Regions from separate parts of the Mus musculus genome. Here region 2 is linked to region 1. Evidence: chromatin loops called from intact Hi-C (ENCODE). Cell type or tissue: left cerebral cortex. All regions are shown on one strand. Each heading gives the region's core, and the rest is flanking DNA. Links, peaks and the distances in the headings are about the cores only. Region 1 overlaps Zfp385b (zinc finger protein 385B). Region 2 overlaps Sestd1 (SEC14 and spectrin domains 1).

Region 1 (15,639 bases), core at 2,783-10,782:
TTCATCATAATTGTCTAGTGACTTCATTTGTGAATGAAGAAGTCCTGGGAACCTATAGCTGTTTTGATTTTTGCAGCCTTAGTGCCTAGGGCTTATGCTAGAGACTAGTGATTTCTTCCCTCTACCCTGCTTATTGTTGAAAAGCCAGAGCTATTTTTAACATTCACACAATTTTGAAAGACGATTCTTCATTCCACAAGGTTTGTTGCTAAATCTGTGGAGCCTTTCATAATTACATCCTTTTTGTGGTTTGCTTGAATTTGATCACAGTGGCTGATTTCATGCATTGATAATGAAGGCTTAGGTTGCCTGTTTCTCGGCACAAATCCACCTCCGACGCGAACGTTGACAGTGCTGCTGGTTTCAGCACGCGTAGAGATCCAGATTGAAACTGCTGCTCTGCTTTCTTAACAAATGACTCAGAGCGCGTTCGTCCTTCCCTAAGATGCTGCCAGCGTGTAAAGGATTTTCAATGAGAGTGAAATAAGCCAGCCACGGGAAGGTTCTGAGCGGCACTGATGTAGTGTGGGGCTGTCACGGATAATCAGGCTGGAGCCAAGTCCCGGTAGCACCGTACATCACGCTGGCCGCATCCTGGAAGTTTTGTTTATCCAACTTGGTTGCTCGTGAAGCTGCTGAAATCCCTGCCAGGATGTGGAGTGGACTTCCCAGCAGAGGTGAGCATCTTTTATTGTAAAACTTGGGTGCTGTGGTCTGGGAATGCCAGGAACAGATTCTTTTAACCGTTGTTTTGAATCCTGTGGAGTCATCACTGGCGATTATTATATCGGGCTGGCACTTGGGAAGGGGAAAATTGAAGAGCAAATCGAACAGCCTTTAATTTTATTGGGAAGTAACTCTCTTGAATGGGTGTGATAAGCATCCTTTTTTCCCCTGTACTAGCTGTGTGCCGGGGACATCTTACCAGCAGGTGACTTCCTCTGCATTTTAAACATTCAGAACAAGTCAGTGATACGCGATTTGCTATCATTACCGAAAGTAGGCAATTAGCAGTGTTATTATGTGTTTCAGGTATATGAAAAAAAAAAAAGAGGCTGTAAACCAAATACATTCTGCAGAGTCTTTGACATGAAAAATATGTAGGAGGAAACAAATCATGTTTACAAGGTAGCTGAGAAAGTGAGAGCAACGGCTTGCATACTGTAGATGACACCTTGTTAAGTCTGACATTATTAATAATTAAAAGTTATGACCTGTCATGCAGTGGACAGCCTGCAGTAATTGGTTTCTAGTGATGGTATACTGACCAAGAGGGGAAAATGAACAGTATTTCTTTATGGAGCATGCATGCATGAACTAGATGTGATATTTTAATGTAGCATATTTTATCATTTAAAATGTAACTTTCCCTGGTGCTCACCTGGGAAAGTTAAATGACCGGATAATCATGCTCAGAATATTTCTGATATAACATTTCAAGTGTGGGGCACTGGAAGGCCAGTAAGATAAGGGCAGGATCAAAGTCAGCCTCCTGCTAGAGATCCTATTGCCTAGGTTCCGCTCTACTGTAAGTTTATGTGATCAGAGCCGTTTCTGTATAAGAAAAAGAGCGTGCATGTTGTGTTGTATTCAGATAGCATTATGCTTATTATGCACTGGGTGTGTTAGGAGCACAGAGAAATCTGTTCCTATTGATTGGAGGCTAACATGGCACATGGGATTTGAGCATATATGTGAGTGTGCTTTTCTTGCTAAATGTAGTTGAGGCTGCTGTTGGTGCTTTGCAGCTTTAAGTTATAGATGACTATACGCTCCTTCGAAGACTCGGGAAGCCAGCATATGTAAAGCTTGGCTAAGCAGTCACATCAGGAGCAAACCATTTGTGCTCACCAATCTGTCTCGGCAAGTCCCAGGGCCACTATCTCGCTAGAAGCCACTGTGTGCTTTTAAAGGCATGAAATGAGTTTTATACCAGGCACATGGTTTCTCATTTAGTGGCTCTTTTTTATGGTACTGGTCAACTGATGGTCCACTACCAGGATTTTGGTGTTCTGCCAAAGGTGATTGTGTGTGCTAACGTGTCTGTATAGTTAAGAAAAGCAAGAAGACAGGTGTGTGTGGGGGGTGGGGCAGTGAGACCCTCAAGAAGACAAGCTTATTAATTTTGCTTTGGAGCCATTGCCATTTCTCCAAAGTTCTTTATGCTGTTTTATCCAGGACCCACCCGTCAGAAGTTGCTGACATGGTCCAGCCCTGGACATAGCTGTGCCCTGCCAGTGTACAGTATCTAACCCCTTCATTGCAATGCATATGTAGAAACTACTTTACTGGGCCTGACTGTGTTTTGCAATTCATCATGACGCCTCCCCTGCTTCTCTGCTAATGCATGCTTAAGCCCTGTTACAGGCAGTCAGAAGCGTTTGCCATCTCATATTTATGTAAACAACCAATACTTGGTTGCATGCGTATATACTCAGAGCAGGGTGAGATCAGGCATCAAATTGAAACTCTCCTAAGAGGCATTAAAATTTTTGGAAAGATATCTTCTGTCATGAAAAGACCTGATCTTGAAATTTCAAAAACAATTTTTGTTTGCTTTCATGGATGTCAGTAGATGAAATGACTGTGCCGTCCTTGGGCTTTTCTTTCCATCAGAAGGTAATGCTTGTTGAGAGTTTTGAATCAGAGGTGACCCAAACTACTAAGATATTTAAGGGAACAGTGTGTTCTTGTTATTGTTCTTAGTAATAAAAATAATGATTTCTGAGCGTGTTTGTTCTCTGCATGGTGTAGCAGGCGTCCAGGAGACTGAGATGTATATATTGAAATGTTGATAATGGGTTTTTTCCTCTTGTGTGGTCTGAAAGACCTTTGGAAACCTTTAATTTCATCACTTTTCCCTTCTTTTAATTCTTGGATCTTTGCCTAGCAATTAAAGATCCAGGATAAAACATCTCTCCAGATGGCTCGGCAGTTAAGAGTATGTACTGCTCTTACAGAGGGCCTGAATTCAGTTCTCAGCACCCATGTTAGGCTACTCACAACTGCTGGCAACTGTAGCTCCTAGCAATCTGCCATGTCTGCCACCTATGGACACCTGTGCATGCAGTGTTCACACACACACACACACACACACACACACACACACACGAGAGAGAGAGAGAGAGAGAGAGAGAGGGGGGGGGGGGAGAGAGAGAGAGAGAGAGAGAGAGAGAGAGAGAGAGAGAGAGATCTAAGAAGTAATTTAAGATAAAAATGGTGTTGCTGTTGAAATGCCAGGATGTAAAGCATGCCATTTTCATCAGAAGTCAACGTGGCTTTAGATGTAGCATAATTGTAAAGACCTTTTATTCCTTCGGGAGTCTCCAGCCATCATCGCATTGTACAGTGGACTTTGTTTTAGAAATAACTCACATTCATCACCCCAAAGCCCAGGAAACTGCTTGTGTTTGTGGGTTGAGAATTAGAAGGTTATCAGATACTGACATTTTCTCTTGAAATTCTAGACGATGCTATGCGTTTACTCAATGAAAGCCTTGGTAGTATGGGATTTGTCATGTTACACACAGTGAAGAAAATCCGCTCAAGGGAAGCAGGAGCTAACTTGTCATATCTGCCTCAATCTCGCCAGCAATTTTTCTTTATAGGTAATAGAATTTGGGGAGTCCTGAGGAAGTGATCTGCTGACAGCTCTTACTTTTATATCAGAGGTCAACAACCTGGACTTGTTCGTTAGCTGATTTTTAAAAAACGATTACTTCTGTAATGTAGCCCATGGGGGTAAAGCTAGTTTAATTGAGAACATGACTAGTCCGTAGGACCTTCCCACTTCCCAATGGTCTGGATAATTGATGGAGTTTGCAATTTGTTTTGAGGTATGTTGCTGAGGTAGATGTGGATTAATGAGAGCGTGTGTCTCTGGCCTCAGCGTTCAGTCTTTTCATTGACTTTCTTTTCCTTACTTCCCACTAATGAACGAGGAAGATCTTGTCTTCAGTTGCTACATTTAGCAAGTAAAAACACAAAGGTCTTCTAGTTAAGCTTTAAATTTAGCTAAAAATATAATAATTTTAACTATTATTATGTTACATGTATCATTTGGGTGGTGGGTATTCTAAAATTGATTGCTGTTTAGCTGACTGCAAGTTTGTCTAACCCTGAGCCTCCCTACCTGCTTTCCCAATAAGAGGCTGCCTCTAGGTGACCGCCTGTGAACTTGGTCCTTACAGAAGCCAACACAGAGGCTCTCTGTTCCTGCCAAAGCAATCCATTTCTGCTTTTGGATTTTATACCTAAACATGCCTGCTGTTAAGTTACCATTTGAGAAACTTAAAATGGGCAAAAATAGTGCTGTAGAATGGAAATAATGAGTGTGTGAAGGCTTCCTATAATTACTAAAATAAATCAATAACAGCAGAACAATAAATAATAGCTGCCAGCGACATTTCAAATAAATGAGGATTATACAATTAGCTTCCAATTGTTATCCCTTGTCAGTTAGAACATTTTCAAGACTTCATCAGATTTGAAATATTTATAAATTAGTTTTTCTTGGTTGTACTTAGTATGCTTAATAGAAGTTTTCTCCCATTAACTCCCTCTGCTCTACCACTCCATCTGGTCCTTATTTAAATGTTTTTTTTTTTTTTCTGAGTAATCTTGGGACTTACTAATCTTGTTTGGCTCCCCATGGCTTCCTTAGAAAGGCCAAGAGGCTTAGGGGCTTTACATACCAGAAGAGCTTGAACTCACTATAGCAAGGTAAAGTAGAAGAGAGAGTATGTGTGTCCACTATGCATTCTGCCTGTGATGGCAGAATGTTTTGGCAGCTGATATTGGGTTATTGCAATAACTTTATAACATTTATATGTAATTGTATATATGCCAGTCTGCTGACCCAAACCCCACCCTTACCCTGAGCTATCTCAACTTTCACCTTACTAGAACTCATTAAGATCATTGTGCCTTGGCTGTCCTTGCTGGAGAATAGAGGCCCTGTTCTGAGACTCCTGCTTCTGAGACTCCTCCCTCCACCTAAGGAGAAGTGTTCCGCTCACTGAACCTCTGACTTGCCTTCCCTCTCTCTCTTCTCTCACATTCTCATACCCACCATTTTTTTTGTAAATAGTCCCAACAGGAGTAAATATATATGAATGTATAATTTAATTCTCAAAACTAAAAAACAAAAACAAACAAGTGGAATGAATTTCACACACACTGATAGTTTTGCTTACCAGGATACCTAATAATTGAAAGTGATTTAGGGAAAGAAGATGTATAGGGCATTTCCTTAATCTTTCTGTTTCTGATTAATAGCCCACCTCAGTTTTATCTGTGTCAGTCATGTGATGTGTCAGACCAAAAAACCCATTTCTTGTTTCTGGTAAGTGCAGTTGACCTGAGGTTTTAAAATGAAGGCCTGCTCCTATGGTGACAAAGTATTGTTGAGTCAGCCATCTCTGTTTTGACTGAAAGGCTCCCCATCAGCCATCACTTTATTCCTCCATATCTTGTAACATGGGAAGATACATTTTTATTACCTTATTTACTTATGTCTATTAGCAATATATGCTTCTTTCAGTCTGCTTACTTTTATTTCTAAGTATAAATATAACTTTTGCTTCCCCCATTAACCTGTTTTTTACCCTCTCCTAATTTTCTAGCCAATACTATTACTATGTTATACATCCTTTTTCCAACTGTTTAAAATGATATTTGTGGTCTTTTCTAGTATCTTGGAAAAGGTTCTCTCTTTACCTTAAACACTCCCCTCCTCTCTAGATTTTCTCCAGTAACCTCCTACACACACAGCAGGTTTAGCCAACATCAGATTCTTAGCAACACATTTTATTGTTGTCTTTATTCAATGGAACATGTGTGATAAGGGGTGTAAATTATAAGATTTAGTAAATAACAATAGTAACACTACAACCATAGCTATAGTTATAGTTGGCCTTATAGCATGTTTGTTAAAGCAAATGACCAGCATGAATTCATGATCCACTCTCAATCATTGAATATCTACTGGTGTTTTTTCATTTGAAAGTGGAGAGGTGCTGGTGAAGTCAAGATCTTAGTTTAAAACTCTAATGGTTTGAATGCCACCCGAAATTCTCGTGTTGGAAGTGTGATCCCTAGTGCCAACAGTGTGGAATAGTGGTGTCCGTGGCAGGTTTTTAGCTCATAAGCACTCCATCCTCAGGAATGGAGTAACACCATCATCATGAACAGGATGGCAAGTCTGTAAGTCTGACCTCTTGCCTTCTACAGCAAAAAGATTCTTGTCAAACACAGCCCTTGATCTTGGCCTTCTCGTTCTCTGGGACTGTAAGATGTGAATGTTGGCTCTTTATAAATTATCCTGTCTTAGCTGTTCTGTTAGACCAGCACAAAATGGACTAAGACTATGAGATTGCGGGAATCCTTAAGTTTCTAGAGTTTAGCAGACTAATGTCTTCTGATCCCCTCTAGGAACTCTGTAAACCACCAGGGCACCCAGCCAAATGTCTTGTTGATGAGATTTCAAACATGGTATTGATCAGTAATTGTTATAGAGCTGTGGTAATGCTAGTACCAGAGAGGTTTTTTGTATTTATCTGGTTTTGTTTTCTGAGACTCTAGTGTCGTTTTTAAAAGAAATATCTTCTAGAAGCTTCTCTGTCTTCTGATAAAACCAAGAAAACAAACAAAAACTATCCCTTCTTTGATAAAGATTTTTTGGAGGGCTTTTAAAAAGGACAGGAGCAACAAGATTCAGAAATGAAGCCACAGTAACTTCTCTTGCCAACAGTTTTCTATGCTTTATATATTATGTGATAGATAAAATTCCATTAGACTTTTGTCTAACTGGAACATTTGGAGTTTGTGTATTTAAGTATACTAATGGACCAAGTAAGATTCCATCATCTACATCATGAGTGTTTACATTTTTCCTACTCATGGGAAGTATAGAGTCGTAGATGTCATTTCTACTAGGAGTTCTGAAATGGCTGTGGGTCATTCTTTAATAGAGATAGCATGGAAATAGTCTATTAATACAGGTCTAGGTTCAACTACAACAGGTTTAACCAACATGAAATTCCTAGCAACAAATTTTATTGTATCTATTCAATGGAATATGTGTGATAAGTGGTGTTAATTATAGGACTTAGTAAATAACAATAGTAATAGTCAATGTTCAAGCTAATGTTATACCCTGCCCTCTATATATTTAACTCCTTAGTCTTTTTACCTTTATAAAGGAGTTCTAGGTAAACTTTAGTGAAATTAAGTCAACCCCCACCCAGATTCACACAGCAGCTCAGCTGAGATTTTAAATTCTTTTGGGGGGGGGATCCAGATTACAAGTTTTGAAGAAGACCCTAGACCAGGTTTCGGTAGGAGAGTCCACAACACCAGGTGACAAAGATTTTAGTAGATTTATAACTGGTTGAACACTTACACACTCAGTGTACCTGGCCCCTATGAACTTAGAGTGAAGTACCCTAATTTATGATTCAGTTCAGACCCTTATGACCTGGTCATTAAAATTTTCATGTTATCCAACAAGGATAAAGATAAATAGAAAAGCACAAGCAATTTCACTGCTTATCTGTAGGCTGCCTTGCACACTGAATGATCAGGTGCTGGACGCATAACCATAGCATCACAACCTTGTGTTCTCAAATGCTCTTGCTCTGCAACCCTAGTTGGAACCACTATTAACCTCAGTTAAGAGGAACCGAAGGGGTAGGAATATTGATGAAACAGATGGATCTGGGTGAAAAGCATGCTATGATTGCCATATGCCCCCACAATTTTGAAGGGTGTGGTGATTAGATTTAGAATCGCATAGGAGGTTAAAGAGGCACATCTGCCTGGGTGTCTATGAGTTGTTTCCAGAGAGTATTAACTAAGTGAGGAAGATTCACCCTGAATGTGGCTAGTCCGAGCCCATGGAATGAGGGATAGGAGAGCAAAGATGAGAGGTGGGAAAAGCTAGCTTAGAGCCACCATTCCTGCCTCTCTGCTTCCTGGCTGGCCACTAAGTGAATGGCTCTCCTTGGACAGATTCCTGATTTCATGTGTTCTACTCAAATGCATGCAGCTAAGCAACCCCAGAAACCATACATCAAAAGAAATAGTCCTTCTTTGAGATGTTTCTGTCATGTCTGTCAAAGGGATGTAAAATGTACACTTGGTACCTTCTATAGCATCTTCTATGGCGTCTCTGGTATCACCACCGAGAAAGGAGTCGGCTGCTCTTAATTCTTCATTCTTTCCCAACTGTTACTCCACCTGATGCCTGCCATAATCCTGAGAATAGAGAAAGTAGGATTTGCTCACTGCACTGATGAGAAATTAGCATAATAAATACAGTAGTGATGATAGTGCATGCCTACATATATGACTTGGACACACACAAACGCACACTCTTCTTAGCTTCTTCTGAGTCTGGATGCAGTTTGGCCCTCTGCATATGCAACAGTAGATGCCGTAATCAATTCAGTCGTTTGAACTTAGAAGGGCATGGTATGGAAAGTGACTATGGTCAGTGATCTTCACTTATTCCACAGAAAAGGTATAAAGCCTTTGCAAGTAGGAGGCCGGCTCAGGTGGTGATTTAAAGCTGAAGGAGCAGGCTTACCAGTCAGTGGCATTAACACCAGCATCACATTTTATCACGTCTGACTGGGAAAGGGGCTTCCTGTGCAGTGTAATTAACCATCCTTGACACACCTCATGCTAAAGGGCACGCTTATTTAGCATGGTGTAACAAATCCAGTACTTAGCAGGAATCACCATGGATTAAAAGTTTAATGGTTCTGTGACTTGGAAGAGGAACAAGGGCAGAAGAGGTAAGTTTGTACTTCGATTTGCTAATTAGAAGAAAACCTAAAAAAATGCTGTCACATAATTGGAGGAAATGTGTGCTCAATTTTATCTTTTAGTCAAACTTATAAAGCCCTTGTCAACTATCAATGTAGACAATTTATAAATTATTCTTTTTTAACAATGTTGACAATTTATAAATTATTCTTTCTTTTATTTCAATAAGTAGATTATAATCACTGATCTAATATATGTGTACCTAACACAACTTTTAGTTGTTAGCTATTGTTGCTACTGATGGTTTTTGTTGACCAATGAATCATATTCATCCTCCTTTTATCATATTTAAATGTTTATAAAATAGCTTTCGAAAGAATTGACAAAACATACTTAAGAACAAACGTTGTGCCCACAGTGAACTAGTTCTGTGCTCAGGCAGTAAATGCAGCTCATTAGTATATTTATCACACTACATGGTACAGAGTAGAGAGAGCCCTGCATGTGAGGGCCTGAGTGTGCAGTGCTCACAAGGCCTTGTCAAGGAATCCATAGCCTTAGACATGGGCATGAATGGTGGAGTGACCCTTCTCCCAGGATGAGGCTCAGAGAAGGATGGCAAAGCCTTCCTCTGGTCCTTGTGTGGGGGTTTTTGGTAGCATATGCGCAAAAATGTCCACCATAGCTTCCTCCTCCTGCCCCACATTTGCAGCCGGAAGAGAGAGACTGCTTCTACCAAGATGAGCTAAATCAGTCTCCTTGATCCAGCTGTATACCATAAGCTCTGCCTCCTCCATCTTTGTTTGTATGAAAGAACCTTGCCTCCCTGTTCAACTGTAGATATTGATCACGCTCAGCTTATTGTGCCCTTTCTCCTGCAGAGAGCCCTGGTCTACCCATCCGACCTCAGCTTTTTGTGTGTCTGCCTGCCAGTCTGTCTGTTTTTGTTTCACTGCCTAGTCAGAAGTGTTCCTGGGGATCAAGCAAGGACTCAGCAAAGTGGCACCTTGAAAAGGGACTGGGACAAGGGTGTGGACTTGGGCTTCAGGGAAGTCTCATAGTTAGAGGAGGAAGGCTGCCAAGAGGAGCAGGCTTATACAGAGAAAGACGAGGAGGAAGGAAAAGGAGAAGAGGAATAAAGAGACAGGAGGACGCAGGGGAAGGAGAGAAGCCAGGAAACAAGCAAAGGAGGGGGGAAGGGGTGGTTCTCGGGCCTCAGCTCTTAGGGAAGCCAATGATGAGTTTGTCTTCCTTGGAAGTAATAGGAGGAAAATTGAATACTGGATACAGGGCTGAGAGCACAGGCCACCTGATTCCAACTTTCTGTCTCCGTGTCCATCTGTCATTTCTTTTCTTCCCTTGCCACCCTGTCAGATCCAAGTCCCTAAATCTATGCTGGGACATGACATTACATATCATTTTTAAAACCACCTGTCTCACATCCTAGACTCTTAGTGTCTTGAGATCAGTGACCTGGTCCTTCAAATCTGTGGCCCTGACTACACTATCTGGACATAACAAGTGATCCAGTCAAAACACTAAGGCAGTGGTTCTCAGACTTCCTAATGCTGCAGTCTTTTAATACAGTTCCTCATGTTGTGGTGACCCCTAACCATCAAATTATTTTCATTGCTACTTCATAAACGTAATTTTGCTACTGTTATGAGTCATAATGTAAATATTTATGTTTTCCAATGGTCTTAGGCGACCCTGTGAAAGGGTTGTTTGATGCTCCCAAGGGGCACAACCCACAGATTGAGAACCACTGGAGTTAAGGCTAAAGCCCATGCATACAGGACCTGTAAATATCTCTGAAGAACGTAATACATTATTCCATAGTGTTGTTTTTTAACAAGATTTACTCTCTCCTTTTTGTGTGTGCCTGTGTACATGTCTGGGTATATGTAGAGGCCAGAGGCCAACATTGGCTGTGTTCCTTATTCATTCTCCACCTTATTTTATGATTCAGGGTCTATTGATCTGAGAATGTGTTTCTTAGGTTAGACTGGCTGGCTAGCAGACCTCTGGGAGCCTTCTGTCTCAGCCTCTCCAGCTCGGGAATTACAAGTACATGCCAATACACGCCGCTTTTACACAGGTTCCGGGGCTCGAACTCAGGACATGGTATCTGTGTAGCTAGTAATCTGCTGAGCCTTCTCCCCAACCCCAAGACAGCCCTATTTAAAGTTATAGTAAGATGCCATTTTTATTAGTTTTAAAAATGAATAGGACCAAATACAATCATGAACATAAGAACTCTATTGCTGATAGAATCTAGATGGGCTCACACAGTTGTAGGGTAATGTGACAATAACTATCAAAATGTAAACTTTATACATTGTACTGCTAGGTTTAGTCAACCATGCATGAACTCATAGATATACAAAGGCATAAAACAAAAAAAAATGCCATTTCATGTGTATATGTATGCATACACATGTAGAACATTACTATAATATGGCTTGTAGTGGGAAATATATAAAGAATATTTACGTGGTTGCCAACTTATCCTGAAGAAGAAATGAGCAAACGTTTATGCATCCCAGATGGGACTCCAACAATAAATCAAAGAAATGTTTCCATTCAAGTCCATCTTGGTAAGGCAGTGAAACTGTTGGGCTTATGTGCAGGAAAATGAGTGGCCCCCAAACAGCCACAGTGTCCCCAAAATGTCCTGAGTAAGGATGGGTGGTGGCCTTCCAAAGCTGCATAATTGGAGGCCCCCTTCAGCGAGCCTGCCTCTGTGCACTCCAGCATCTTCTGTGACTTTGTGGAGGTGGTGCAGAATCACTGACAGCTATGAGGGGGTGGGGGTGAGGGAGAGTGTTTGGAGCTCTGAGAGGCTGCAAGCTCAGGCGAGGTCTGCGACCCTCCCGCCGGGGGATGGAATTGATCTTGGGAGCGTGCCCCGTTGACAGTCCTAGCCACTCTGAATAAGATGGTAATAGTGTTGTCACGCCCAGAGGACAGCATTCCACATGTGGCAGATGATGACAGTAATAACTGTTGTTGGTCCATGTGCTATGATATTATGCAGTAATTTAAAATAATAAGATAAATCTGCAAAAGCCAACATGTAATACTGTATATGATATAAGGGCAAAACAAGACATAGAACAAAGTGTGTATTATTTATATAAAAATACATCTGTGTATTTGTATATGTGTTCATGGGTATAGGGGAAGGGGAAAGGGAGATAAAATGAGAAAAACAGAGTATTATATCACAAAGGAACCAGGACACAGTTCAAAGTACTTTTGAGTATCTGCCTTTTATTGTGTGAAGTAGGTTTATATTTCATCTTTTTGTGCTTTTGAATTTTTAACATTGCAGTTGTTTGGGGGAAATAACATATGACGTTCACATAGGAAAGGATATGAAAGATGCTGGGAGTGGAAGGAACACGGAAGGAATACGATGTTATCAAAGCTTACCTCAGTAAAAACCTATAATGTTGGCTATGGTTTTGAGCCACGTTAATATCTGGGGACAAGACACAGAGCAAAGGCCACCCTGCCCTGTAACTGGAGATGGCCAGCCTGCTGTCCTGCAGGCTGTCCCCTCTGTCTGTCCCTGAGAACGTGAGAAGCTGGTGTTTGGTCACGCCTGAGCAAGTGCTGTGCTGGATCTATATGACCAGTTTCCATACCCAGGCTTAGCCTGCCCACTAGTTTGTGTTTATCTTCGGTGCCTGCTGGGACCTTCCTCCTCGCACATCCCTGAACGTGCAGGTATTGAAATGTCCTTTCCATCAAACACTTGTGCTAGGTGTGCACACAAAACAGCAGGCCTTATGGGACCTGGGCTTTGTGATGGAAACAAAACTTTCTGCAAGTTCCACTGCCATATACAAAGAGAAAAGAAAAAAAAAGGGCGGAACCACAGGAGGTAAGAGTTGAAAGCTGCAGAAGTGGCTGCACACTTAGTGCTCTACCAAGCTTGCCAAGCTGCCTGCTGCACGCTGGGTGTGATGCTTATGCCCACCCTGCATTTAGGGCCCAGCTTTTGAAATAGAACACTGTCTTATAACACTAGGTGATTTTATATGGAACAGTTACCCCAGAACTGACCACCTCAAGAGAGCCACCCTGTAGATGACAACAACAGTATGGTTATTTCACTGTGCTCAGTTTTTAATTTTTTTTGAAGTACTGTGAATCAAACTCAGGGTTGTGTGAATGCTAAGCACACAGCGAACTGCACCCCATACTCCCCACACTGATTAGCTCTGTCAGGATCAGAGACTTGGATGTTCTGATGAGCCCCTCAATTTGTTTTTAAGGCACCTTTGAAAACGGCTGCCTAAAGGGGTTTGCGCTCTGCAGGCTATCTATGATAAGAGTCTTTGAAAGAACATCCCGAGTGATTGACGGTGAAAAGCTTATGGAAGGATTTGTGATTCATCCTAACCCTGACTCCTGTTAGCTGTGTGTGGCAGAGTTCAGTCGGGTAGGTGAGAAGAGTGAATTAAATCGCCTTTGTCAGAGAGTCCGATACAGTGCTAGACGCATGGGATTGTGGGAACCATAAACCCAGCATTGGATTCCTCTTCTGAACAAACTGGAATAGCACTAACCAGATCCACATAGGTAAGTCAGCCATTCTCAACCTGTGGGTCATGACCCCTTTGGGGGTGTTGAAGGGCCCTTTCGCAGGGGTCACATATCAGATATTTACATTATGATTCATAACAAGAGCAAAATTACAGTTTTGAAGTAGCAATGAAAATAAATGTTTTTTTTGTTGTTGTTTGGGGGTCACCCCAACATGAGGAACTGTATTAAAACGTCACAGCATCGGGAAGGCCGAGAACTGCAGATTGAGGAGGAAAGCAAATGTCTGTACATTTTCTTGAAGAAATTATGTATTTCCGTTAAGTAAGTTTCTGTCAAGTAAACATAATTTCTAAAAGTTAATAACTCAGCTGAAGCACCAATGTTCACGTTTAAGATTTAGTTACATTTCTCAAGTGAAGAGAAATCCCTGTAGGTAGACTACTTTTGCTTCCTTGGAGTGTGCTGTCCATTGTAGGGAGTGAGTGTGGAGGGAATTGCCCAAGCTCACTTACCTCTGGATCTGAGCCGTTCCCCTCATCCACTCCCCCTGTTTTTGTATCACCATAACTTGCTATTGTTTTCCACTGAACCTCTTATATATAGTCCTTTACATACATAGACATTCACATATATTTTTAAAAGGTTTATTTATTATTATATCTAAGTACACTGTAGCTGTCTTCAGATGCACCAGAAGAGGGCGTCAGATCTCATTACGGATGGTTGTGAGCCACCATGTGGTTACTGGAATTTGAACTCAGGACCTTCGGAAGAGCAGTCGATGCTCTTAACCACTGAGCCATCTCTCCAGCCCAAGACATTCACATATTTATCCAGGTTTATTCAGAAGCCTCTGTAAGCAGAAGTGTTATCCTACTTACTTTCTTTCTTCCTTTTTCGATTTATTTATTTTATATATGTGAGTACACTATCGCTGTCTTTAGACACACCAGAAGAGGACATCAGATCCCATTACAGATGGTTGTGAGCCACCATGTGATTTCTGGGAACTCAACTCAGGACCTCTGGAAGAGCAGTCAGTGATATTAACCACTGAGCCATCTCTCCAGCCCTGCCTACTTAACTTTCTTATTGGTATAGAAGAAACAGCTAACTTACAAGACTCTGTTGTGAGTGCTGACTTGCCAGTTAATTGGTGTTTTCCAAGCATTTTTTTTTTCCTTTCAGACTTAGTATTTTAAGTTAGGTCTGGGCTTCTGAGCCAGCTAAGCGCTATTGGGATGATATCAGAGAAAAATGGTGCATGGGTTCCAGACGATAGAAGAAATTTACTTCTGTAAGAGAAGGTAAGGCGATAAAGGTCACAGACGAAGGGCCTAGGGAGTGTAAGAACTGGAGCGTACGGGGTGAGTTGAGGTCGAGTTCTGTTGGCTGTCAGTGAAGATGCTGTCTTGATTAATTGACCACTTGCTGTGTTACTTTTGCCATTGCATGGCATGAACAGCCTTGAGGAGTAGATAAATCAAGCCAGTAACCAGGGGCACTTTTAAGAAATATGAATGGGCAGGCTGGAGAGATGACTCAGCGCTTAAGAGCACTGGCTGTTCTTCAAGAGGTCCAGAGTTCATTTCCCAGCAATCACATGGTGCCTCACAACCATCTGTATTTGGATACAATGCCCTCTTCTGGTGTGTCTGAAGACAGCTGCAGTGTACTCACATACATAAAATAAATAATTCTTAATTAAAAAAAAAAGAATTATTAATGACTAAGCCAGGGTCCTAGACCTCAACTCAACACTGCCTTCTACTGGAATGTGCAGCCACTCTAAGAAGGGACATTTGATTTTCCCTGAGCCAATGTTGGGTAGATTAAATCAAACTTCAGATATTTTTAACTTAACAGTTCATAATTAAAATGAACACCTAAGACAAGCTCACACTTGCATCAGTGTGCTGTTTAATCTCTGACCTTACCTAGAGCTAGTAGTCATGTGACCCTGACAGCCCTGTCTTAGGAAATTAGAGAAAATGGGTCTTTTACATAAGCATCACACACCTGACTAGTATGATCAAAGGCATGTATGGTGATATCCCCGTGAATAGTACGACTCCAAACCCGAGAATACAAGATCTGCCCTTTTGGTTTTTCGGGGTTTTTTGGCTGAGGATTTTACCTCTGTTACAAATTTCATTTCTGCAAGCATTTTGCATTCCCAGGATTCTGTTCCCTTGGAATTTCCAACTAGATTGGGTCCACCCCCAGCTGTTTTGATTATGTCTAATCATGAGGAAAGTTCTGTTGCTGTCAGGGAAGATGCTGTCTTGATTAACTCAGCACTTGCAGTGTTAC
Region 2 (15,639 bases), core at 3,658-11,657, 430 kb after region 1:
GGATGTCAGAATAATACCGTAATCAGTTCCTTTTGTTTGTTTGCTTGCTTTGTTTTGTTATTTCATAGATAATGGAGAGGGAATGTACTTGTCAGAGTATTTCCAGAAACTGGATTTCAGGTCTCTCTTAGTTAGAGTTCTTTAAAGGAGCAGAGCTGATAGAATGAATTCAGATTGGATTACAGGATGCAGTCTGGGCAGCCCAACCGTGGCTGTCTCTGTTCATGGCACTGGGTGTCTGAGCGGTCCAACACTCACAAACCTGAAGGCGTTCTGGAGAGCTGCTGGTCTTCAGTCTATATTAGAATCCCCAAAACGTTGGTTCTGATGTGGAAGGAGAAGCACAGCAGTAAGAGAGAGGAACTTGCCATCAGGAGTGAGAGCAAGTAGGCAAGGAGCAGGCTCCTCTTTCCTGTCCTTTTATGTGGGCTGCCACCAGAATGTGCTGTCTGGAGCGAGGTGGGGTTTTGCTTCTCATAACTTGGTTAAGAAAGATCCGTTACAGATGGCTTGTGTTTTAGTTGATTCTAGATGTAGTCAAGTAGACAACCAAGATTAGCCGGCGTGAGTCTTGCTACTTGCACTTCTTCCCTTTGGAACACTGCTGAATCTCCCTCCATGCAGGCACTAGTTTGCATATTGACCAGGCATATCTGAGAAGAGTAGTGTTAGAGCATTAATTGTGTAAACAAACTATTTGACCTTTGTCTATCCTTTGGCAATTTCTTTTGTTAGGAATTAATTTGAGTATCTTTAAACCGAGGTATTAAGAGTTTAGGATTTGCTTATGCCTATAATCCTAGCACTTGGGAGACTGAGACAGGAGAATTGCCACTGAGTTAAGGCTAGCTTGGGCTATACAGTGAGATCCTATCTCAGACAGACACACAAGCAAGGTTTTGGTGTGGATGTTGCTTGTTCAGAACTCCTTGTTCTTCATTAGTTGGGAAGTGACAGGAAACAGCTGAGGTGAGGAGTAACTTGGGAAAGACTAAAATACTGTAGCTGTAGGACATACCCGTTGAGCATTTGAATTCCATATTGCTGACTCCTGAACTGGCAAGCATGGTGACTGGGGATGCTTAGAGATTTAAGGGTGTGGCCCTGCTGCTTTTGCAGCTTTGTAATTGACCAAGGAGGCTGCCAGGAAGAGGGCTGGAAGAACAGTTTGTGGTTATATAAAGTAAAGCTCAAAACACATCAGTTTGACATAGTTTATAACATGCAGATTTATTATTTTGCATAATAATTAGGCATGAAATGAAAGTTCTTTGTATATATAACCACGATTAGGAGTAATAGCGACTTGTAGAAGTTCTCCTTCTCCATTGAGTTCTCCAGCTGGTACCACCCTTGCCAGTCGGCACTTGCGTCTGATGCCTTCTACTGTTGAGTAGCATCCTTCCGTAGCATCCTCAGTAACTGCCTTCTGCCCAGCCGTGCTCCATTGCTTTCCTCCCCTTCTTCTCACTGCTTAAACAAGAGCAGAGTCTGTTTTCCCAGCTTGCTGCAGTTTGGGTGTCTTTGCTTTTGTCTTCTTCAGCCCTGGGCATGCTGGGCAAAAGCTTGGCTGTAACATGTCCATCAAAGGCCCGTGTGTCAGGAGCCGAGCCCAGCATGGTGCTGTTGAGGGGAAGTGGGACCTTGAGCACTACGGTCTAGTGGTGGGTCCTTTGGGTCACTGGAGGCAAATCCCTCCCAAAGGAGTCTGGGGGACATTCTGTGTCGGCCTGGTGTCTGAGATAGGATCTCTGCTTGCCTGCCATACCTACTAGCTCACCCTCTGTGCTCACAAGTAGCGGGGTCCAGTAGAGGACAACCTCCAACCCTAGCCAGAGTAGCCTTGTCTCTCGACAAGTGGGCGCCTGTGCTGTTAGAGTGAGGGGAAGGCGCTTAGTTCTCAGCTGGCTGGGATTAACAGGAGAAGTCCTTTGCTCTTTCTGAAATCTGTCTCTTGTGTTGGAGCATCTGTGAGGTAAAACCAGCACATCACGTGTGCTGCCTCCTACTTAACTCTTACAAGATGGACACCCCAGCACCCAGGAACACATTACCTGCGCTTAGAGCTGATAGAAGAGTCGGTACAAATGTGACCACCATGCTGAGGAGAGGAAAGGGATGTTGAATCAGGACGGGAAGTAAACACTTCAGTGGAATCCGAGTCTGGTTTGAAGCCTCAGGGGCTCAGCCAGATGGAAGCAGACCTGTTTCCTTCATCAGACCCAGCTGAACCCAAAAGCCAGAATTTCTCTTAGTTGCCTTAAAATACAGTTCAGTCAGTCCTACTTAATCAGAAAGGACAGACTCCTGGGACTGGAGATATCATCTACACAGATGCCCTGGAGCACTTAGTAGCCCGGAGTGAGCTTTATGGTGGCTGAGAAGACAGGTGCAGATTTTACTAATGTGGGTGGGGCTCGTCTTGTCTTTATCCAGACAAGAGCTCTGTGCTATATACCTCCCCTGTGGGAAAGGCGGCAAAGCTCTTTCAGGATCTGGGTTTATAACAAGAAGGAAGGCACTGCCAGTGCTTTGTAATTTAGGATTTGTATCCCACTTACATCTAAATACTTGAGAACTACCAGGCTAGAAACTGGGCGGTAGGCTGTGGTAGGCCCTGGGGCAGCTGACTTACGCAGATGAGCAAAAAACTTGGATTCTGTTCTGCATACACAGTTTCTATTACAGTGTCCTTTGAGTGAGGCTGTTTTTGTACCTTGGAACTATTCAAGCCCAGCAGTTACTCATATCTTAGTGTGAGTCATCCAAGCAGATATTTGTTTTTTTTTTTCCTAATACTTCCTTAAGATCAGATATTTTAGAAAAAAGAATGTTGGTAGGAGAGAAACTTGTATGATTTACATCTGTTTTGTTTGTTCAGGCTGCTATTTATATCTAGTTTGTTTGTTCAGCATGTATTCTGGGGCTGTTGTAAGCAATAGTGATGAAGTTCTGACACTTGTAAAGGCAGGAAAGTCTGAAATCAGTGTCATGTTTGATGTCTGGTGTGATTCATAGATGGCATCTTCTTGTGGCCTTTCGTGAAGGAGGGCAGGAGGGCCCTTTTTGGCATCTCTTTTGTGGTACTGGGTCTTAGATGCAAGGTCAGATACTCTCCATCTGTGCCCCTGGTCCTCTTTGCATTTAAAAACATGAGATAGCCTTAGTAAGTGGCCTAGACTAGCCTTGAGCTCACTTTGTAGCCCAAGTAGGCCTTGAACTTGAGGTCCTCTGTTGTTTTCTTGATGGCTGTGGCTAGAGTGTAGATCACAGTGTCATAGGATTTAGACATCTCTCTCAGCAGGGTGCTGGTCCTGTCCTCATGAGCTGAGCTAGTCATTACAAGTGGCCCATTGCCTCAGAGGTCACATGGAGGGTTAGGACTTTTGAGGAGACACAGCACTCAATGCACAGCATATCGACTCGTGCATGGCACTTCAGTTGCTTTGGTGACATTTGATCACAGAGCATAGACTGCTGGAGGGAAGCATTGGTGACACCCCCCCCCCCCATATATGGTCATCACTAGGTCACGTGATTCAATGATTCACGTCATAGATGAACTGAGATGGCAGTGCTGAGGACTGAACTCAGGGCCTTGGGTATACAAATATGTGTTCTGCCACCTAACTACAGCCCAACACCAGAGTAAACTTAAAACAAACAAATAAGCAAAACACCAACATGTGTTTTATCCCATTCAACTATAAACAGTATCTACTTAACCAGTAAGAAATGTGCTCAGTGGAATTTGTTAATGGGAGCCCAATTCTTATACATAAGCTCAGAGTTGGATCAAGACCAACTTCCACCATCAAGGTTATCCCACAAATTTCACCTTTGTCCCTTTCCTTAGGTCACCATCTTCCTGCAGGTTATTTAGAAACTGCTCCTTAGTTTTGAAATACTTGAACATTTATTTCCCTTTCATTGTTGTTACTGTTGTTTCTGATTTCTAGCTTGGTTTCATTGTAATCAGAGAAGACATTTAGCCTGATCTTTTGTTTCAAGTTTACTGGAGCTTGCCTGGGGTCATCTTGGGGTGTGGTCCATGGATATTTTGAAAGACAGGTACATTCTACTATTTAATACATTGTTCCATAAATGTTGATTAGGAATTGTGGCTTGATGGAGAGCTGTTGGGTTCTTTATTGTTGATTTTCTGTTTTATGAACTTTTAAGCGACTAGGACAGGGTGACAGGGATGGGGGGAGGTGGAAGGGGAAAGGGAGAGGAGGTGAGAGGTGGAGGAAGTGGAGTCAGGGGAGAGGAGAGGAAGAAATGGAGGGAAGCTAGCTGCCTGCTGAGTCTCCAGGTGTCTGTTGGTGACCTTTTCAGTCCTGTTTTTGCTCCATGGTTTCCAGTTTTGCTGTTAAATATATGCTGTATCTTCATGAATTAGCGCTCTTTAAGTAATTTGCTTCTCTGTCTGATATTTTCTTCACTCTGGAGTCAACTTTATGTATTATTAGAGGTCATTCTGTATTCTTTTGGTTACTATTTTTTTAATTTACATTTTTAAAAAATTCTTTTATTTTCAACCTGCCTCTGTAGTTACTCTGTAGTGAGCTTATGTTGGCATAGATGGTGTGTGCCTGAGGTACAGAGTAAGTTCAGGGCTGGCTTAGCTATTGTCTTAAAACTAAAAAGAAGAAATGAGAAGAATGAGGCTATGGGTCAGTGGGAGAGTGATTGCCTAGTGTGCTTGAGGCTCTGAGCTCCACGCCCAGTAGAGTAGCTAGTTTATTACATTTGTTAGAGGCAGCTGTGCTGGGTCCTGTTCCTGAGCCAGTCTGGTGTCTAGCCCAGGGTATTTGGATTAGTATACCTAATGTATGTGCTGTGCAGTCACGAAGCAGAGGGGTGAAGGCTGGCACTTAGTTCATGTTCTTTCATTCCTGCCGGGACCTCAGCCCCCAGGATGGTGATGCCCACATATAGGGGTGTGTTTTCTACTCCAGTAAAATCAATCTAGAAAGTTCCCAGAAACTTGTCTCTTAGGTGATTCTAGGTCCTGTCAGTGTTCAGCATCAGAACATGTAACTTCCTGTAGTACACTGTTACCGTTTTACCAGTATCAGGTGAGATAGGAAGCTTTGGTCCCCTCTCTCAGTCTTTGCTGTGTTCTGACAGAATAGCTTAGAGGAGGAAAGATTCCATTGTGGCAGGCAGGTCCTGGAGGAGTTCCAGGAAGCAGGCCATCCCACACTAGTTCTCCACATCCTGGGCACCAGGACACTGAGTGCAGGAACTGAAGGCTGGGCTGTGAGCTTCAAACCCCTAGTCTTCTACTTCCACCAGCCAAGTCCCGCCTGCTAAAGATTTTGCTGACCCCCCAGCCCCTCCATGCTTTAAAATATTTCCTGTACATAAAACCGTTTTGCTTTAGCTGTCAAACACAAGGACAAGAAAAGCATATTCACCGGTGCTTTTGTGTACCATGTTGCTTCCTCTTAAGGTACAGTTCCCTTTTCCGCTAACACCAGTCGCACTGACCCATTCTTTAAAACTGTCCATTGCTGACACAGTTCTCAGCCTCCTTCATCTCCCCATCTCCTAAGTGTTTCCATGAGCTCCACGGACTTTTGTTGAGTGTAGGTTTTGGGGTTTTGGGTTGACAACTTTTTTTTGTTTTGTTTTGTTTTTTCCTTCAGCGTTTGAAAAATATTGTGCTGCCTCCTTCTGCCTACTGTGGTGTCTGAGGAGAGGCCTGCTGTCTTTTGAATTGTTTGTCAGAACACCGGGTAAGATCACATTTTTCTTTGACTGTGTTCTTTGTCCTGGTTTTCAGAAGACTAACTAACTACTCTGTGGCAGCTGTCTTGGGCTCTGTCCTCTTCAGGTCCCCCTTAACTTCTTGATCCTGAGTGCATGTGCTCTTGCCAGATCAAAAGCGGCTGGAGTTCTCCTGTACATTTTTACCGCCCCACCCCTTCTCCTCCCTTCTCGGACCAGGCTCATTTCCTCCTGTTAGAATTCTATGTAGTGCACGAGCATCTCACTGAGAAGTCTCCCCGTCCTGGTAGTGCAACACTGAGTGATGAGCCAGCCTCGATTTTCAGTGCTATTATTATTATTATTAATTATTATTATTATTATTATTATTATTGCATCATTAGCTTCTCTTGTTTTCATGACTGTTTGACTCTGTATTTACATTACTATTTAGTCTGTTTAACTTGAGTATGCCAGTTGGCCTCAAGCGTCTGATCCCCCTGCCTCAGGCCATCTAAGTTCATGGATTACAGGCACTACAGGCATTGACCACTGTGCCTAGCTTTCATTTTCTTGCAGCTTTTGTTTCTTTGGTGAAACTTTGTTTTTAAATTTGTTTTAGTCATGCTCAAAATTGATTTTTGGAGGCTTTTTGTTTTGTTTGTTTCTTACTCACTGTGTTGCCAGGCAGGTCATCTAATTCCTGGATTCAGGTAATGTCTTTCCCCAGACTTCCAATCTCTGATAACTCCACTGTGTACCACCGTGCCTAGCACCTAGACTGCTGTACAGACTGACGGAATTCTACTGTGGTCTTCATGTGGACTCCACCTCTATGTAGGGGTGGGGATGTGGGATATGGGGGAGGTGAAACTCTTGGCTCTGTGTAGCCTTTCCTGCGTGTGGTCAAAGGCTTTGGTTGTGTTGCTCAGCCGCACTGTTGGTGTTGCCAGGCTGAGAGCCTTTCACTGTTGAGTCTGAGATGCAGAGATGGAACAGGAACTCCACAGAACTCATGTTAGGCTGCTTCCTGGGTCTCATCGCCCCCACCAGGCTTTTGTCTGCTTTGTCCACCAACTCCTTATGCTTGTGTTAGCTAAATGTCTGTGCTTTCAGCTGTACCTAGGACGAGGAATAGTAATACTAGTAAGTACTAGTCTCAATTAATTCCTTATTATTTTAATGTATTAGTTCTTAGACTTGGCCAATAATTTTGAACACATTGTGGCTAGCTTTGGGGCCTTGGATTAAATCCTGTGCCCTGGCCCAAGGCCCTGGGTTCTGGTCCACTTGATGTAAAGGGGTCCTTGGCTTTGGCAGTTGTTGAAAACTCTCCCAATAACTCTAAGGTGGGGTCTGGCTAAAGTATGAGTGAACACCCGTGCTTTCTGCTGCTCAACATTTCTGTCTTGGAATGCTTCCATCCGCAGCCTAGAAGTCTGTCTTTTAAAGTTTTTGCCTTAACAGTTTGTTTTGAAAATTCTGTTGTGAGTTGCAATGGTTAGTATTGTCAAATTGATAAAATCTAGGGTTGCCTGGGAGACAGACTTCTGAGCAAGTCTACAGGGATTAACTGTCCTGATTGCATACATTGAGAGGGAAGCGCTGCCCCTGTGGGTGGCCCCAAGGTGCGTGAGCCCTGCTGTTTGCAGATGAGAATGCAGTGTGACCGGCTGCTGCCAACTCTTGCCCCCTTGACTTCTCTGTCATGCTGTCATACCTTGAACTGTGAGCTAAAAAACTCTGTGAAGTTGCTTCAGTAAGAGTATTTTTATTACAGAAACAGGAAAAGAAACCAGGACACTCCTCCTGCAAATGGCTTACTTAACCTTGTCGTAGGAAGCATTATATGAAACAGTAGTTGTTTTGCAAAGAGAAAACAACAGTTTATGAAAATAGATATCCATATTCATTAATCCTCTTGCTCCTTTGACAAAATAGCTGTCACAAACACAGAGTGCAGGGTTTCTAGTTTTGGCTTACAGCTCCAGAGGCCATCTGCCATGGCGGCCGAGGCCAGGCTGCTCTCCGTCAGAAAGCAGAGTGTGGAGTGCTGCTGCCCTGCTCGCTTGCCCTTTGCATGCAGCCCAGGTCCAAGTCCAGGGAAAGGCACTGCCCGAGTGGAGGGTGGGCTGTCCCTCTCAGTCTAACCTGATCTAAATATTCCCTTACAGACATGCCCAGAGACTTGCTTCCATAGTGATTCTAAATCCCACCAGGTTGCCAGGGTTATAACCATTGTAATGTTTTAAGGCAACTCAGAAATGATAAAATCCTATACTAATTTTTTCAAAGACTTTTAATTCTTTTGAGTTTTTAAAAAGGTATTTATAGGAACAGTAAAGAGACAATAACAGTGTCCATATATATTATTTAAACAAAGTCTGCTATCATTTTGTTTGCTGGTTATTTTGAGACAAGGCTTACCCTTTAGCCCATGCTGTAGTGGAGTTTGCTGTTAGCCCAGGATAATTCCTACTTGGGTTCTTCATCTCTCACCCTCCTGGTTGCTTGAATTACACAATACATCACCATGTGTCATTGAAATTCATAGTCTTCTATTTTCTTAAGACCATTTTTCATGTAGCTTAAACTAACTTCTACCTCACTCTGTGGCCCAGAGGCCTTATCCTGTCTCTGATCATAGATGTATGGCACCAGCTCCAAGGTAATCTTAATCTGCCTTGGAATTTCTTTTGGCCTAAACAATAACATGTATAGCTACTAAGAGTCTAAGCATCTCAACTAGGTACAGACAAGAGGTTAACAGGCATTGGTAATGGATACTGAGTGTGGCACACTGCAGGGTCTTGTGGCAGAACTGTGTGCAGGTAGCTTTGGCTGCTACTTGTAAAAGCGGTTCAGAAAAGAGGGGCAAGTCAGGAAGAAAGAGGAAAGAGAAAAGAGGCCAGTTAATAGAGAACACGGAGATAAAAATAGGAGGACAGATAAGAATTCAATTAACTTCTGGGACGGTGCCTTTCCTCAGAGGAAGGAGTTGGTGTTCCAGTTCATTATTTTGGGCATGCGTGTTTAGCTCAGGGCTTTGTGTATGACCTCTATAAGTAAGACATGTGCAGGATTATAAAATGATACCACCTTATCTCTAATTAGTTGTACATCAAACATCAGGTCTCTGTTTTTTTTTTTTTTCCAGGAGCCTTGGCTGAGGGGCTTACAAGCCTCTGCAGGAGGCTTGTGGACTGACAGGAGACAGAACCGGATCTCTGTCAAGTTCTCAGTCGGCTTCTGGTTTTCTAAATGGAGTAGATGCTTGTGTTTTAATGTGTGTTTTTATGGAACCTAAACCTTTTCTATGTTTAAGAGATACATACTGTCTACAGTATCATTTCAAGATTTCTGTGCTATGATTGTATCTCCATTTTTGTGGCCGGAGTAAGGTTGCCAGCTTCCTGGACTCTTGTCTTGGTGTGTGGAGGCTGGCCAGCCTCTGTTCCTCAGCTCTGAGGGAGGGTCTGATGTTTCATGATACTGGAAGTAGGCCTGTCGCTGTGTTAGCATATGGGGCCTAATTATCCACACTTGTTCTAGAATAGAAAGACTTTCATGATTTCTACAAAAAGCAAAGTCTTATGATAACTAAACATTAAACAGCTTCTCTAGGGAGAGGGAAACTTACATCAGGTAAGCCCTTCAACCCAGGTTCCATTTGTGAGACTACACAGTGGGAGGAGGGCTGATTCCCACAGGTTGTCTTTTGACCTCTACCTGTGCACTGGGCCATGCACTGTCCCCCTTCCCACCCAAAAAAATATGATAAAAAAGTAAAAACCTCTTCAGATTACCTCAGCTATTTTTTGTATACATACTGGGCTCCTTGTGTGTAATGCTCAGGACTTGGCCCACACAGTGATAAGTGGAGCGGGCTTGGTCCTGCCCTGCTGGATCAAAGGCACTGACTGAGTGGATACTAAATGTCTATGCCGACTCTGATAGGAACACATAGGAAGGACAGGGTAGGCAGAGGCGAGTCCTGTGAGCCACAGAAGAGGCAGTGCAAAGAGGTCATCGGCAAGCATGAGAAATGTCCTCCCTCTGTGCTCGGGGGTTTTCACATTTATGTGTTATAGGATTTTTTTTTTCCAGAGAAGTTTTAACTTGGATCGCTGTGTCACTAATAACTAAAGAATGTCTGCTTTAAGACTGAAATAATTCCATTTTCTCCTGTATTATATGCAGCAGAAAGAAGGACAGCTAAAATTGATAATGTTTCCTTTAACTTCTTTTCTGATACAAGATTATTCATAATGGGTTTGGTTTTAGAACCAAGACAGCAAGATTCAGGATTGATTAGGTTTCTAATAGAATTGAATTTCAAGTCAGGAGTCACGTCTTTTAAACCACTTGGACAAAAAGATGGTTATTATCCTTAAATATAAAGTAGCACTGCACTCGGGTCTTATGTTATTTTACTTACAGTGTTAATTTCCATCTCAGCTCATGATTTTAAAGCCTATGGGCAATGGTATTTGTACTGGCTAGTTTTATGTCAACTTGACTTGCTCTAAAATCATTTGGGAAGAGTGAAACTCTTGAGAAAATACCCCTACCAGATTGTCCCATGGACAAGCCTATAGCACATTTTCTTAATTAGTGATTGTATTGGGAGGTCCCAGCAAATTGTGGGTGATGCCATCCTGGGCAGGTAATCCTGGGTTCTATAAGAAAGCAAGGTGAGCAAGCCACAGGAGCAAGGCAGCAAGCAGCACCCTTCCATGGGTGCTGCATCAGCTCCTGCCTCCAGGTTCCTGCTTTGAGCCCCTGCCCTGACTTTCCTCAGTGATGGAGTGTGTGACCAGAGAGTTTCACAGTAATAGAAACCCAAAGCCAGTGTCCTTCACTGTACAGCTATAGACATTAAAATGTAGCATTTGCATCAGCTAAAACATTAAGTGTAGGACTTGTTTTGTTTTACCTTCCTTAGGACAAACACACGCTGTTTCCCTTGGGAAGATGTGTATTCAACTTATAAGTTTTAAAAGGGTTTCTTAGCTTTCTTCATTTTTTTTTTTTTTTTAGCAAAGCACTATGGGACTTCTTAATGTCTTTATTTACTGTGTGCTCTCAACTGTGTGTATGTGTCCATACTATTATTCATATTAACACTGTTTGAGACATTTTTATATTCTGAGTAATTCAACCAGTGACTGTACAGTGAGCTGTTCTCTGAGAAAGCTCACATTAGTCAAAACCGCCTGTCCACTCTGTGCCCGGGATGCTCTACAACCATGGCAAAGCTAAGGAAGGCTTTAAAGCTAGGTGGGGATTCCTCAGACCAGCCAAGCCATGTAGAAGAAAGTGTTGCAACCAGATGGCAGCAGAGCCCAGGGCATAAACATAGAGGTGTTGCTGATGAGAGGAATACAGCTGAAAAGGCAGAGTCACGATCCTGCAGAAATGTCTGTCACAGTCCAGTGGAGGTTTGGCCACTCCATACTAAGTACAGTAGTAGGCGGACAGCTTTATTTTGCAGATGTGTGAAGATTGGCTGAGAGGAGAGTTTGCATCTGGGAAGCAAACCAGAGGCTGTTCAGTCAGCAGGCAGTGGTGCTGGGGATGGGTAGAGACGTAGGCTCTGCAGCTGTGGTTTGTGGAGGGCATGGACTTTTCTATGAGGTCTTATGATATGTGTGGATGTGCATGTGTGCCATTGAGTGATAGGGAAAACTCTTGAATACTGTAGTTTTACTGAAATTGCCTTCATCTTGAAATAATATAAGGTTACAGAATGGCAACCAAAAAAGAATCTGAAGAATTTCCATATAGTCTTTACCTTATGGTCTCCTAATATCAACTCCATTTCTGCATTTAATGTATTCTGTACTGGGACTCCACCCAGGGCTGTGGTATCCTGGGCCAGTGCTCTGCTACTGAACTGTATCTCCTGACCTTTTCTTTCTTTTTTACATTTTTGTTTTTAGTTAGCATACAAAGCAACAGATTTACTTATGGCGTTTTCATGCATTTTTAGTTTTGGTAAATCATCTTCCACCTCTCCCCATCGCCCTGTTCCCCAGTCTCCAGTTGTACCCTTCAGTCCCCAGAATTCCCCTTTCTACTTTTTTGTTACTTCTATTCTGTTCCCTTCCCTACAACTCTCCCTTAAAGTCCCTTTCTGACCTCTCAAGGACCCATAGCTAAGGCTCCTTACCTCTATTCACACTAACACCCACTTATCTATACATACACACACTTATACACACACATACCCACTTATACACATACACACACACTTATACATACACATACCCACTTATACACGCATACTTATACATGTACACACACTTATACACACACACACACACACTTATACACACACTTACACATGTACACACACACACTAGAAGCTAGGGGTTAGTGTATGAGAAAGAAAATGAAGTATGGTTTACCTCACATAATATATTACCAGTTTCACCCATGTTTCTGCAGATTTCAGATTTCATTATAGCCATTGTATGTTTCTGTCACATTCCCCTTAATCATCCGTGGATGACCATCTCAGCTGACTCAGTTTCCTTGCTACTGCACATAGAACAGCCCTGAGCATGGGTATGCAAGCAACTCTGGAAGGGTGTAGAGTCCTTTGAGTGTGCCCAGGAGTGGTATCATGGGACCCTTAGTAATTCTATTTTTAGTTCTGTAGAAGCCTTCAGACTGATTTCCATTGTGGCCCCCAGCGCGTGCACCCCCACCAGCTAAGGTTCTCCCTGCTGTGTCCTCAGCACCATTTACTGTCATTTTATTCTTTATGGAGCCGATTCTGACAAGATCGAGAAAGAATCTAATTTGCATTTTCCTTATTGCTAAGGATGGAGAACCCTTTAAAATTATTTATTGGCCATTAGTATTTCTTCTTTTGAGAGCTGTCTGTTTAATTCACTGTCCCATGCCTAGGTTTTGTGTGTGTGTGTTCCTGTTCCCACACACACACTCACATGTCTTCATGTACTTGTACATATGTGTGTATGTGGAGGCCAGGTGGCAACATTGGGTGTCTTTGAGACAGGTCCTTTCATGGAACCTGAAGCTCATTAATTGAGCGAGTGTGGATGGACATCAGGCCCAGGCTTCTGTCTGTCTCATCCCCCTCGGTGCTGGGAGTACAGGTGTGTGCACGGAGCCTTCTTCCTTATTTTTTTTTCTTTTTAATGAGTGAAAAATTGCCTGGTGATACTGTAGGACCAAGCCGCCCCCTGCAGAGATCTGGAGCTCTAATGTGTCCCAACTTTGAGAATATATCTTGAGACAAAACTGTGGGACTTAAACAGAACTCGGAGTGGGAACCTGGCAGCACCCTGCCACTTGTCTCTCCAGTTCTTTCACTTGGCCCCATGGAGATCTGAATTCAGGACCTCACACTGGCAGGGCAATGAGCTACCTCCCAGACCCCAGGCCTTGGTGTCTTGAGACAGGATCTTGTATAGCCACAGCCACTGCCTCCTTAGTGGGGTCATAGGCATGTGCCACCATACTCAACCCCACGTTTACTTTTCATAAAGCAATAAAGAAATATTATTTCTCATGAGCCATTGAAAGTGATTTGTATATATTGTATTCATTTACTTCTAAATATTTTAGTATCCACTGTCCCAAAAATACAAATGAGAATTTTCTTATATAATTATAATATAATAAAGCATCAGGGAATTATAGACAACAGAAAGGTTTTGTTCAAATTTTGCTGTTTATTATTATTTTTTGGGAGGGAGAGAAAAACTTATTTTCTTAGCACTGTTTTATGTTCAGTGTGTCTTGATCCCACCCTCTTCCATTTTAAATCAGGACGCACTCTCAGTCTTTGCTTCACAGGCATTGTGGACGAATACTCACTAGGTAACCGAGCCCACTGCTGAGCTGGTGGGATGCTTCCTCAGCGTCAGTTTTTTATTTACTTTACATCCCAGTTGCAGCTTCTCCTCCCTCCTCACCTCCCAGTCTCTCTCCCTCCCCTCCCCCATCCACCCCTCCTCCACTTCTCCCCTGAAAGGAGGAGGCCTCCCATGGGCATCAGCCAGCCCAATTATGTCAAGCCAGGCAAGACTTCCACAAGGCAGCCCAGTTAGGGGAAAGAAATCCAAAGGAGGCCGTGTAGTCAGAGACAGCCCCTGCCCCCACTTTGGGAGTCCCATATGAAGACTCAGCTCTACAACTGCTACATATGTGTAGAGGGCCTAGGTCCATCCCACCTGCATTCTCTGGTTGGCAGTTTGGTCTTCATGAGTCCCTATGGATCAAGGTTAGTTAACTCTGTAAGCTTTCTTGTGGTGGCAGGACTGTTCCTTTAGTAGACTGAGTTAAGGTATGCTACATTGCCAGTGTAGGTAAATAGGGTTGGTTTTTGTGATAGCTTTCTTATCTTCTTTGGAAAGGTCTCTCCCTCCCTCCCTCCCTCCCTCCCTCCCTCCCTCCCTCCCTCCCTCCTTCTCTCTCATAATAAATGGAGGCACATAATAATGGAGGCAGAAGTTGAACCACAGGAAGGAGAGCACATGTACTCACTCTTTCTCTCTCACTGTCTCATGAGAAATGGAATCACACAATCCTGGAAGCTGAACTGCCTCAGGATCTGCTGTCTGCAGTCTGGAGACCCAGGAGAGCCTGTCTGTGCCTTCTGGTCTGAAACTAAAAGCTTGAGGACTGAGAACAGCAGCGTTAAGTTCCAGGGCAAGGATGGAAGACTAAGGTCTTCTTACGCAGGCCATGAGGCAAACAGTTCAACTTTTTGTTCCTTTTGGGTTCTGTTTGGGCCTTCAGTCTATTGCGCGCTCTCCTTATGAAACAGAGGGCAGCACTCTCCGACTACTCCTCAGCTCAGATGCTGATGTCTCAAAATGCACTCTTGGGCATGTAAGAAGCTATTTAAACATTTAAGCAACTATTGACATCCTCTGGCCAAGTTGGTACCTACATACCTTTGAAGCTTTGTTCTCCTAAGTTTGCCCTGTTGAGCCTGCTTCTGTCCAGTCTTAATAATGATGCTGGCTGTCACAATTCTTCAGGGATTTTTCATTGATGGTGGCCTTACCTTTCTGTATGATTTTGAGTTAGTTTCAGGTCTTCTGTTACTATCCTCTTTCTCCTAGAAACTTTCCATTCTTCTAGATCCAATCTTTATTATCTAAGGGTTAAGGGGAAATCCTTAGAAACATCTCTACAAAAACATGAGTTGTGTTTTCTATATTAATTAAAGTTAGTAGCCGACCTGAAGTTGTATTGCAGGTACAAAGTTCTAGAGACCTATCAGGTGGCAGCTGGAGAAGATGGCGGTCTCCACAGGAGTTAAAGTTACTCATAATTTTAGCTTGTTGGAAGAACTTGAAGAAGGACAGAAAGGAGTAGGTGATGGTACTGTTAGCTGGGGCCTTGAAGATGATGAAGACATGATACAAGGTGGGCAGGCATGTTGATTGGGCCACCAAGGACAAACTATGAAAACAGAATGTATAGCCTGAAAGTAAAATGTGGATCTAAATACCCATAAGACCCCACATCAGTTAGATTTGTAACAAAAATTAATATGAATGGGATCAATAATTTCAGTGGAATGGTGGATGCATGGAGCATACCAGTATTAGCAAAATGGCAAAATTCCTATAGCATTAAAGTCATACTTCAAGAGCTAAGACATCTTATGATGTCCCAAGAAAATATGAAGCTTCCAAGGCACCACAAGGACAGACATACAACAACTAACTTTAGTGGATCTCAAACTTATCTTAAATCAGCAACCTTCTACTCATGTTAATGTCTTGATTAAATATCACCATGCACAATACCCACACATTAAGTAAAAGAACTGCAGCTGGTAAACATGACCTGGACAGTTGCAAGAATATATTTAATATATGTACACCTATTATGTTTTCAGGTAACAAGAGGAGTGCAGCACAATGTTTCTTTCTC

The links. Hi-C counts contacts between places; a loop is a spot of excess contacts. Peaks named below come from ENCODE experiments on the same cell type or tissue, not always from the same donor. Only the 100,000 strongest peaks of a DNase experiment are listed, where the experiment ranks them.
Region 2: it touches region 1 in a loop (5-fold over the local background); 5 of 42 quality-filtered maps call a loop at or near these places.

Annotation. Positions count from the first base shown.
Region 1 is chr2:77,688,094-77,703,732 of GRCm38, reverse strand. All of the region lies in intron 3 of Zfp385b (zinc finger protein 385B), which reads left to right. Among named protein-coding and RNA genes, the nearest start is that of Gm35431, 69 kb to the left of the region's middle. In left cerebral cortex, for the core only: no CTCF peak of the experiment used is centred there; no DNase peak of the experiment used is centred there.
Region 2 is chr2:77,255,781-77,271,419 of GRCm38, reverse strand. All of the region lies in intron 1 of Sestd1 (SEC14 and spectrin domains 1), which reads left to right. It also overlaps the pseudogene Gm13650. Among named protein-coding and RNA genes, the nearest start is that of Sestd1, 17 kb to the left of the region's middle. In left cerebral cortex, for the core only: CTCF peaks have their summits at 7,341 and 11,037; DNase peaks (open chromatin) are centred at 5,203, 7,275, 9,076 and 11,078; H3K27ac peaks cover 1,611 bases.